2 separate regions of the Homo sapiens genome follow, and region 2 is linked to region 1. A link is a loop called in an ENCODE intact Hi-C map of the cell type or tissue named here. Cell type or tissue: B cell. All regions are shown on one strand. Each heading gives the region's core, and the rest is flanking DNA. Links, peaks and the distances in the headings are about the cores only. Region 1 has its middle 26 kb from the start of FCRL3. Region 2 has its middle 14 kb from the start of FCRL5.

Region 1 (4,402 bases), core at 108-4,107:
AATCCTTTGGGTGTATACCCAGTAATGGGATTTCTGGGTCAAATGGTATTTCTAGTTCTAGATCCCTGAGGAGTCGCCACACCGACTTCCACAATGGTTGAACTAGTTTACAGTCCCACCAACAGTGTAAAATTGTTCCTATTTCTCCACATCTCTCCAGCACCTGTTGTTTCCTGACATAGGACTTTTAGTTCTTTAAGAAATCTCCATACTGTTTTCCATAGAGGTTGTACTAATTTACATTCTCACCAGCAGTGTGTAAGTGTTCCCGTTTCACCACATCCATGCCAACATCTATTATTTTTTGACTTTTTAATAATGGCCATTCTTGCAAAAGTAAAGTGGCATCTCATTGTGGTTTTAATTTGCATTTTCCTGATGATTAGTGATGTTGATCATTGTTTCATATATTTGTTGGCCTTTTGCATATCTTCTTTTGAGAAATGTCTATACATGTCATTTGCTCACTTTTTCATGAGTTTTTTTTCTTGCTGATTTGTCTGAGTTCCTTGTAGTTCTAAATATTAGTCCTTTGTCAGACGGATAGTTTGCAAATATTTTCTCCCAGTCTGTGGGTTGTCTGTTTGCTCTGATGATTATTGCTTTTGCTGTGCAGAAGCTTTTTTAGTTTAATTAGGTCCCATTTATTTATCCTTGTTTTTGTTGCATTTGCTTTTGAGGTCTTAGTTATAAATTCTTTGCCTAGGTCAATGTCCAGAAGAGTTTTTCCAAGGTCATCTTCTAGAATTTTTATGGTTTCAGGTCTTAGATTAAGTCTTTGACTCATCCTAAGTTGATTTTTGTATGAGATGAGAGATAGGGATCCAGTTTTATTCTTCTACACGTGGCTAGCCAGTTTTCCCAGCACCATTTATTAAATAGGGTGTCCTCTCTCCAATTTATGTTTTTGTATGTTTTGTTGAACATCAGTTCGTTGTAAGCATTTGGCTTTATTTCTGGATTTTCTGTTCTGTTCCATTGGTTACGATATGCCTACTTTTATACCAGTGCCCATGCTGTTTTAGTAACTATAGCCTTGTAGTATAAATTCAAGTCTTGTAATACCTCCAGGTTTGTTCTTTTTGCTTAGGATTGCTTCGGCTATTTGGGCTTTTTTTGTTGTTGTTCCATATGAATTTTAAGATTTTTTTTAAGTCTGTGAAAAATGGTGATGGTATTTTGATATAATTTGCATGAAATCTGTAGGTGACTTTGGGCAATCACAAAATTGTGAAAATAACCATTCTTCCAATCCATGAGCATGGGATGTGTTTCCATCTATATGTGCCATCTATGATTTCTTTCAGTAGTATTTTGTAGTTCTCCTTGCAGAAATCTTCCACCTCCTTGGTTAAGTATATTACTAGGGTTTGTTGTTATTGTTGTTGTTTGTTTGTTTTTACAGCTATTATAAAAGGGATTCCATTTTTTATTTGATTCTCAGCTTGGTTGTTGTTGGTGTACAGCAGTGCTACGAATTTATGCCATTGACTTTGTAACCTGAGACTCTATGTCTTAAATTATACTAGTGCCCTGAAGATGTGGAAGCTGCAGTGAAAGTAATAAATACTGGAGATGCTGAACATGTGAAAAATGAAGAGCTCTTGGTAATGGGCAAGGCATATGTTGGAAAGTTCCTTGTGAGCATAAAATAAAGCATGGGTTATAGTGTTGTTGGGAAAGGTGTGGCTTTTGGGGATATATTAAATATGGGAGAAGGAATTTGAAAAAAAGCAGGGAAGTAGGGTATGGACGGGTGCCAAAAAACCCTCAGAATTACAGAGTGAAAAAAGATGATGTACTGCTCTGTGCTCACTTTTCATTCTTCTCTCGCTTGCAGCTTCATTCAGTGGACAATTTGCTATGTTTCCCTGCTGGTCCTTTCTCATAGATTTTCAGTAACACTGTCCTTCTGACCAGCTCAGGAGGCATATAGATGCTGTCTCAGACATGTGAGGTTGAGAACCCTCAGATATGCAAATGCTCGGTGGTTTCCTCAGGCCCTGATTGTTCTGCTTTCACATACACCTGCTCTGAAAATACACAGTTTTTCTGGTTGGGCAGACACTGTCTGGTCTTTTAAAGCCCTCTAATCGGCCGGGCGCGGTGGCTCAAGCCTGTAATCCCAGCACTTTGGGAGGCCGCGGCAGGCAGATCACGAGGTCAGGAGATCAAGACCATCTTGGCTAACACGGTGAAACCCCGTCTCTACTAAAAATACAAAAAAATTAGCCAGGTGTGGTGGGGGGTGCCTGTAGTCCCAGCTACTCTGGAGGCTGAGGCAGGAGAATGGCATAAACCCGGGGAGGCAGAGCTTGCAGCGACAGAGCGAGACTCCATCTCAAAAAATGAAATAAAATAAAATAAAATAAAAATGAAAGTAAAAAAGCCATCTAATCCTGTTTCAGCCCACAGATTTATTTTGTTTTACTTGCACTTTTTTTGCATTAACAAACTTACATTTGTTGACAAGATGGCTTCAGGCTCTTACTATTAAACTGTACCTTGGAAATACCAAATAAACAAGAGACAAACTTTTGCCTATCAAAAAACCTGTAAAATTGTCATAAATACATGAGGAAACAAACACAGGGAAGCAGAAGCTGCTTAGAGAGGAAGAGGCAAATTAGAGGTAAGAGAATGCTTTCTGAATGAGATCTTTTCTCTCCCCCAGATCTTTCCAAGCTGCTCATTTCCTATTCCAGCAGGGCAATTATTCTACCAACCAGTGGTAGTGGAGTAATTACTAGGATGGTATTAGAACCCAGCCACTGTGGGAAGCAGATAGCAATAGGCACAAATGTACTGCTCCCAAGAATTCCTGTCTCACCACCATACACAGTGGGGTGGGCAACTAGGGAATGACTGTGTCCAGCTAGAGCTCTAGAGGTTTTCTGCCCGAGACTAATCCTCAACACTCTCTCAACACACCAATTCATGACAAGTTAAATAACAGCCAACAAGAGATAATAAATATGAAAATTATAATTGTCAAAATAAGTACCTGACAGATGAATTGATTAGCATACAGAATAATACTAAAGAAAAAAACATAGTGAGCTGGAAGGCCAGGAAAAACTCTCCTAAAAATACCAAGAAGAGGTACAGAGAAGGAGAGTATACAAGTTAAGAAATATGAATGATGGCATAGGAAGTGTCAGTATCTGTATGATTCATGTACTGCATACAGGTACAAATAAGAGAAGAAAACTTATGGAAAAAATAATAACCCCAAATTTTACAAAATCAGAGAAAGACTAAAGATTTCACAATGAAAAGTATCATAATTTGCTAACTGAATTGATTTTAAAAACCTAAATATTAAAGTAAAATTTGGGAATATCAATGAACAAGGAAAAATTTTGAAATACTAAAGAACATAAAGCATTATCTATAAGTCACAGGAATGAGAATAGCCTAAGACTTCTTAACAATAACATTAAATGTAAGAAGTCAATGGAAAATGTTTTCAAAGTGTTCAAAGAAAAAAGGCAAACTTGTTATTTTATATCCATCTAGACTTTTATTTAATTGCGAGGGTGAATGAAGATTTTTTCTTTGGTATTACAGCCCTCAAAATCTTAAGACACACACGAACATGCACACACACACACACACACACACATGCAAACCACTAAAAACACTTTTAGAGGAAGTGCTACAGCAAGATGAAAAATAAATGCAGAAATAGGCCACAAGATAGGGAAAATGAGTTTGAATAAATAAAATAATAAAATTTTGTTCTTTAAACCATGAGAAACACACATGGAAAGAAGAAGTAAAATAAAATTCTATTATTTAAACTCAAGAATGATAATGTGATAGAAGAGTGGGGAGGAAGTTGTTTTGAAGACATGTAAATGAATGTTGTTATTCATCTTAGTAAGTGAGTAATTACCACCAGAAACAAGAATAGAATGACCTTCAAAGCAGCATAGGAAAATCCACCCCCTTACCCTGTTGAGCCTCCTGTGGCTGCCACTGAGCAGAATATGGCTGTCCCTCCCATGTACACTGATCTTGACAAATGTACCAGGGATGTCTTCACCAAGCGGTATAGATTAGGATTAATAAAGCTTCATTTGAAAACAAAATATGGGAATAGACTGGATGTTACAAGCTCAGGCTCAGCCAATCCTGAGGCCATCAAAGTGACAGGTAGTCTGGAAACCAAGAACAGATGGATCAAATGTGGCCTGACATTTACAGAGAAGTGGAACACTGACAAGACATTAGGTGCAGAGTTACTGGAGAAGATGAGCTTTTTACATGGACTAAAGTTGACCTGTGATTCAGCCTCCTCACCTAACACTGGGGGCAAAATGCTAAAATCAAGACAGGGTACAAGTGAGAGTACATCAACCTGGGCTGCAACGTGGATTTTGACATCTCCAGGACTTTC
Region 2 (4,402 bases), core at 97-4,096, 160 kb after region 1:
CCTAGAAATCTTAGGAGCTCTCTAAAACAAAACATCCCATCACTTGTTCCCAGGGTGAAGGGCAAGGCTCTGCTGCTCCACATGGTCATTCAGGATCCTAGGCTCCTTACATCTCATCGTACCACCATATTCAGGGCTTCCAAATTCTCTGCAAAAAGAGGGAGTGTGTGGCAGATGATCCAGGAGACTCTAGAGGCCATTCCTGAAAGTGGCATGCATTCATCCTTCCCACATTTCATCTGCCAGAATTCAATCACAGTTCCTTGCCTATCTCAAGGGGTGGGAAAATAGTCTAGCTATGGCCCAAGAAGCAGAGGATACAGATCTGCTTATCATCCTGGAAAGTAACTGCCATACTTGGCAAAGGGAAACATTCAGGGAAATTTTACTGGAGGATAAGCACACAGATATTAAGACAGTGACATGTGGAGTCATGAAAAGCTGAGTTCAAATTCAGGTAAGAATTAGTAGGCTTTGTTAAGTCACTCAAACTCTCCAACCCATTTTTAATACTTAAATAATGGGAATAACAGTAAAATATAATAAACTTGAACCTATAAACTTATCGTGAGGATTAAATGCGTGAAATCTTTTTTTTTTTTTTTTTTGAGACAGAGTCTTGCTCTGTCACCCAGGCTGGAGTGCAGTGGCGTGATCTCGGCTCACTTAAATGTGTGAAATCTTAAGCACAGCATAATTACATAGTAAGCATTTAATAAATAGTACCTCTCAGGAAGAGGAGGAAGTTTGAGAAGGCAAGAGGGAACAGAAAGAAGAGCAAAAGGAGATGGAGTTGGAAAATTAGACACAGAGAGGATGTGCTGGGGAATGAAGAAAATGACTTTAGACTGATAGAAAATGTGCAGAGGCATAAGACAATAACATGTGTTCAAGAAATTACAAGCAATTTAGTATATTTGCAGAATAAAATTCTCTTTACTGGAAAATCATGTCAGTCCAGAGAGGGTGAGACCCTAGCAGGCCTTGGTGCCATAATCAGGAGCTTCATCTTATAACAACTGAAAGCCACTGAAGTGCTTAATCAAGCAACATATCCAGGTTTGTGCTTCAGATAGATTCTCCTGGTGGTTGTGTAAAAAAATCACTTTAGGGTAGGAGAGACTGGCTGGTGGTAGGGAGGGTGGTTGGTTGCTGTGACTATCACGTAGGTTAGAAAAAGAGGGCCAGAGCAACAGATGTGCTAGAGCAGAGGGGTGCAAAATTTGTTTTGTAGGAAACAGTAAAAGTAGTGATTGACTGGAGGTGAAGGAGACAGTCTAGGCTGACTCCCAGGAATTTGGCTTGGACAACCAGGGGAATGATGTGCTGTGGAGAGAGACTGCAGCATAATCTAAAAGCTCCTTGGTCATATTGAAGTTTCATTCTTTTTCTATTAATATTGCATTTTATGCCCCATGATTTAATTTTCCAAATCTTTTCCCAAAACAATTTCTAGAAACTTTGAGACTCATATTGGCTTTCTTTCTCCCAGAATATCACTTTGTGTCTTAACTAAAAACAAAAAATTGCCTTTGACAATTTCTTGCCTTTATTCTTGAGTCAAGGTGGAAAGTTGACCTATGTAATCTCTGTGACCAGTGCCATATAATCTATGATTCCCGTGTGCACACCATCAGCTTTCAGTGCACATCAGCTTCATCCCAAATTCTCGCTTGTCGTGTTTAATGAAATCTCCAAAGCCGACATGAACTTGAGATAAGATTTAAAAACAGCCCCCACCCAGGCTAGGCGCGGTGGCTCATGCTTGTAATCTCAGCACTTTGGGAGGCCAAGGTGCGCGGATCACGAGGTCAGGAGATCGAGACAATTCTGGCTAACATGGTGAAACCCCATCTCTACTAAAAATACAAAAAATTAGCTGGCGTGGTGGCAGGCACCTGTAGTCCCAGCTACTCAGGAGGCTGGGGTAGGAGAATGGCTTGAACCCAGGAGGCAGAGCTTGCAGTGAGCCCAGATTGTGCCACTGCACTCTGGACTGGGCGACGGAGTGAGACTCCATCTCAAAAAAAAAAAAAAGAAACCCACAGCCCCCACCCAAATGTTAGTTCTAAACTTGCAGAAAGAGGAACCTCAAGATAAATATATCATTTATGTTTATGCAAAAGTATGTTGGGTCATCGGACTTCCCAGAGCCATGGAAAAATAACACCTCAAGTATTTACATAAGCTGAGGGGACAAGGGGAAAGCCTCAAACCAGTTGGCTTCTATTTTCTGGTTTAATAATGAGGTTTTTCATTACAAAAGGAAGGAAGTTCATCTGCATAGGGCCTTCCTTCTCTGAGAACACATCTATTCTATTATCTCTTAAAAAAGCCAAAGTCATCCCCTGGCAGTTGCCCAGGGACTGCAGAAAAGAGAACAGAGTTACATGCAAAACTGGCTACATGATTTGTGGGGCTGAGCGCAAAAAGAAAATGCAAGGCCCTTGTTCAAAAAGCAAGAAAAAAGGTGCCATTAAAGGCACTTTTTCCTTTATTCCATGGTCTCTCCCTTAACTTGTCATGAGATGCTTTTTATTTGCTATTTAATGTCATTCTAAAAGAAGAAAAAAAATGACATTTTAAATTATCAGTGTGAATTTTTACTGTTCATCTTTATATTTTGCACTATAAAAGCATTTAAGTAGTATGCAGGATTATTAAAATTAGACAATACTTACTTCGTAGCTTATACACGCAGGCATTTTGTTCTTATCGGAACAGTGGAAATGCTACATAATTCAAAAAAATACACAATTCTTTTTATTTTATTTCTTGATATGTGCACATTCTAACAACACTTTCTACCTTTGGTTTATTGATGAGAATGGAAGGAGTGAAAGGTAAAACAACTCCAGGTTGCCCTATCTTTCCCTTTCATTCTTTGAATGGAATGGGATGAATCCTTTCAATGAAAGTGATTAGCTAATATAGGGACGTAACATAAGAAAGATACAATAGATAGAGTTCCTTGGCTGTTTGTTTCTTAGAAACACCACTGCCTTCTTTCTATATGAGAAGCAAGATCTGGATCAAATGGAAAGTGATGTCTTCTTAGGGTTGTCGGTCATTGATGTCATACACTTACCTTGTACTTGCTTTGCATCTCACTGAAGTCCCACTCATTGTGGGTACACTAGAAATACTGGGATCATGTGATATTGCAAATGTGGACATGCATATTGCAAGTATCTCCTCAGCTCATGCACAGACTCTTATCCAATTAGACTTCATGTACCAAACACAAGTTCGAAGATAGAACTATTACAAGTTTCAAGATGGCAACAACAAAGCATTAAACCAAGCTCAGGGCCCTTCTGAGTGCTGGGCCCTGTGTGACCACACCGGACATATCCAAGGAAGCCACCTGTGGTTGGATATTTTCATCAAGTCACAAGAGGCTGGTAGGAGGGCTCTCCAATAGGGAATTGATCTTCTAGAATTAAACAGGCCCCAAACAAGTTCTTACTCTCTTTTAATAAATTATTTGCAACTATTTCAACCTGTCATTGGAATTTCTGACCATGACTGTGCTGGGCTTAGGAGGCTACTGAGCCTGAAAGCCCTGGACTAAGAACAGCCTTGATGAAATAGTAATTGTGTGACTGGAAAGAAGAACTAAGGCAAGAGTTCAGGGTGGTAGGCTGATACACTTTATAACTGCTATTTATGCAGCTTCTGCTATGTGCTTGTAATATACTTTACAAACATCTCATTTAATCCTGACGACAACTATAAGGCAAGTATAACCAACACCTGCTTTATAAACGAAAAAACTGGGGTCAGAATTTTGCAAAAATTTTCCCAGTCACACAGACAGTGACAGAGCTAAGATTCAGTTTCACGTCTGTCCAATTCCAAAACCTATACTCGTATTTATTATTTATGTATTTATTTTTGAGACGGGGTCTCACTCTGTCACCCAGGCTGGAGTGCAGTGGCACAATATCGGCTCACTGCAACTTCCACTTCCTGAGCTCAAGAGATCCTCCCAGCTCAGCCTCCCAAGTAGCTGGAACTACAGGCACATGCCACCACACCTGGCTAATTTTTTATTTTTTTACTTTTTGTAGGGATGGGTTTTTGCCATATTGCCCAGGCTGATCTTGAACTCCTGGGCTCAGGCAATCCACCCACCTCAACCTCCCAAAGTGCTAGGATTACAGGCATGGGCCAACATGCCCAGCCCAAAACCTATGTTCTTTCCATATAACAAGCTTTCTCCATTGCCAAGGATCAGCGTCTGAATAAACAAGGCCAATGCTGTATTGAGACAGCTGAGTGGGAGAAGAGCCACAAAGAAGAGAAGAGTCTTTGTGCAGAGATTTTAGATGAGAGTCACCTTGGCAGGCCCAGCATGTATCCTAAGATGGGAGGAGATTTGCTTAACAAATCTAATGAT

The links. Peaks named below come from ENCODE experiments on the same cell type or tissue, not always from the same donor. Only the 100,000 strongest peaks of a DNase experiment are listed, where the experiment ranks them.
Region 2: a loop joins it to region 1, with 8 times the contacts of the local background. A loop is called at or near these places in 1 of 110 quality-filtered maps.

What each region holds. Positions count from the first base shown.
Region 1 is chr1:157,724,612-157,729,013 of GRCh38, reverse strand. It overlaps the pseudogene VDAC1P9. Among named protein-coding and RNA genes, the nearest start is that of FCRL3, 26 kb to the right of the region's middle. In B cell, for the core only: no CTCF peak of the experiment used is centred there; DNase peaks (open chromatin) are centred at 2,013, 2,504 and 3,613; H3K4me3 peaks cover 2,632 bases; H3K27ac peaks cover 3,800 bases.
Region 2 is chr1:157,564,530-157,568,931 of GRCh38, reverse strand. No RefSeq gene overlaps it. Among named protein-coding and RNA genes, the nearest start is that of FCRL5, 14 kb to the right of the region's middle. In B cell, for the core only: no CTCF peak of the experiment used is centred there; DNase peaks (open chromatin) are centred at 1,169, 1,743 and 2,291; H3K4me3 peaks cover 1,312 bases; H3K27ac peaks cover 2,531 bases.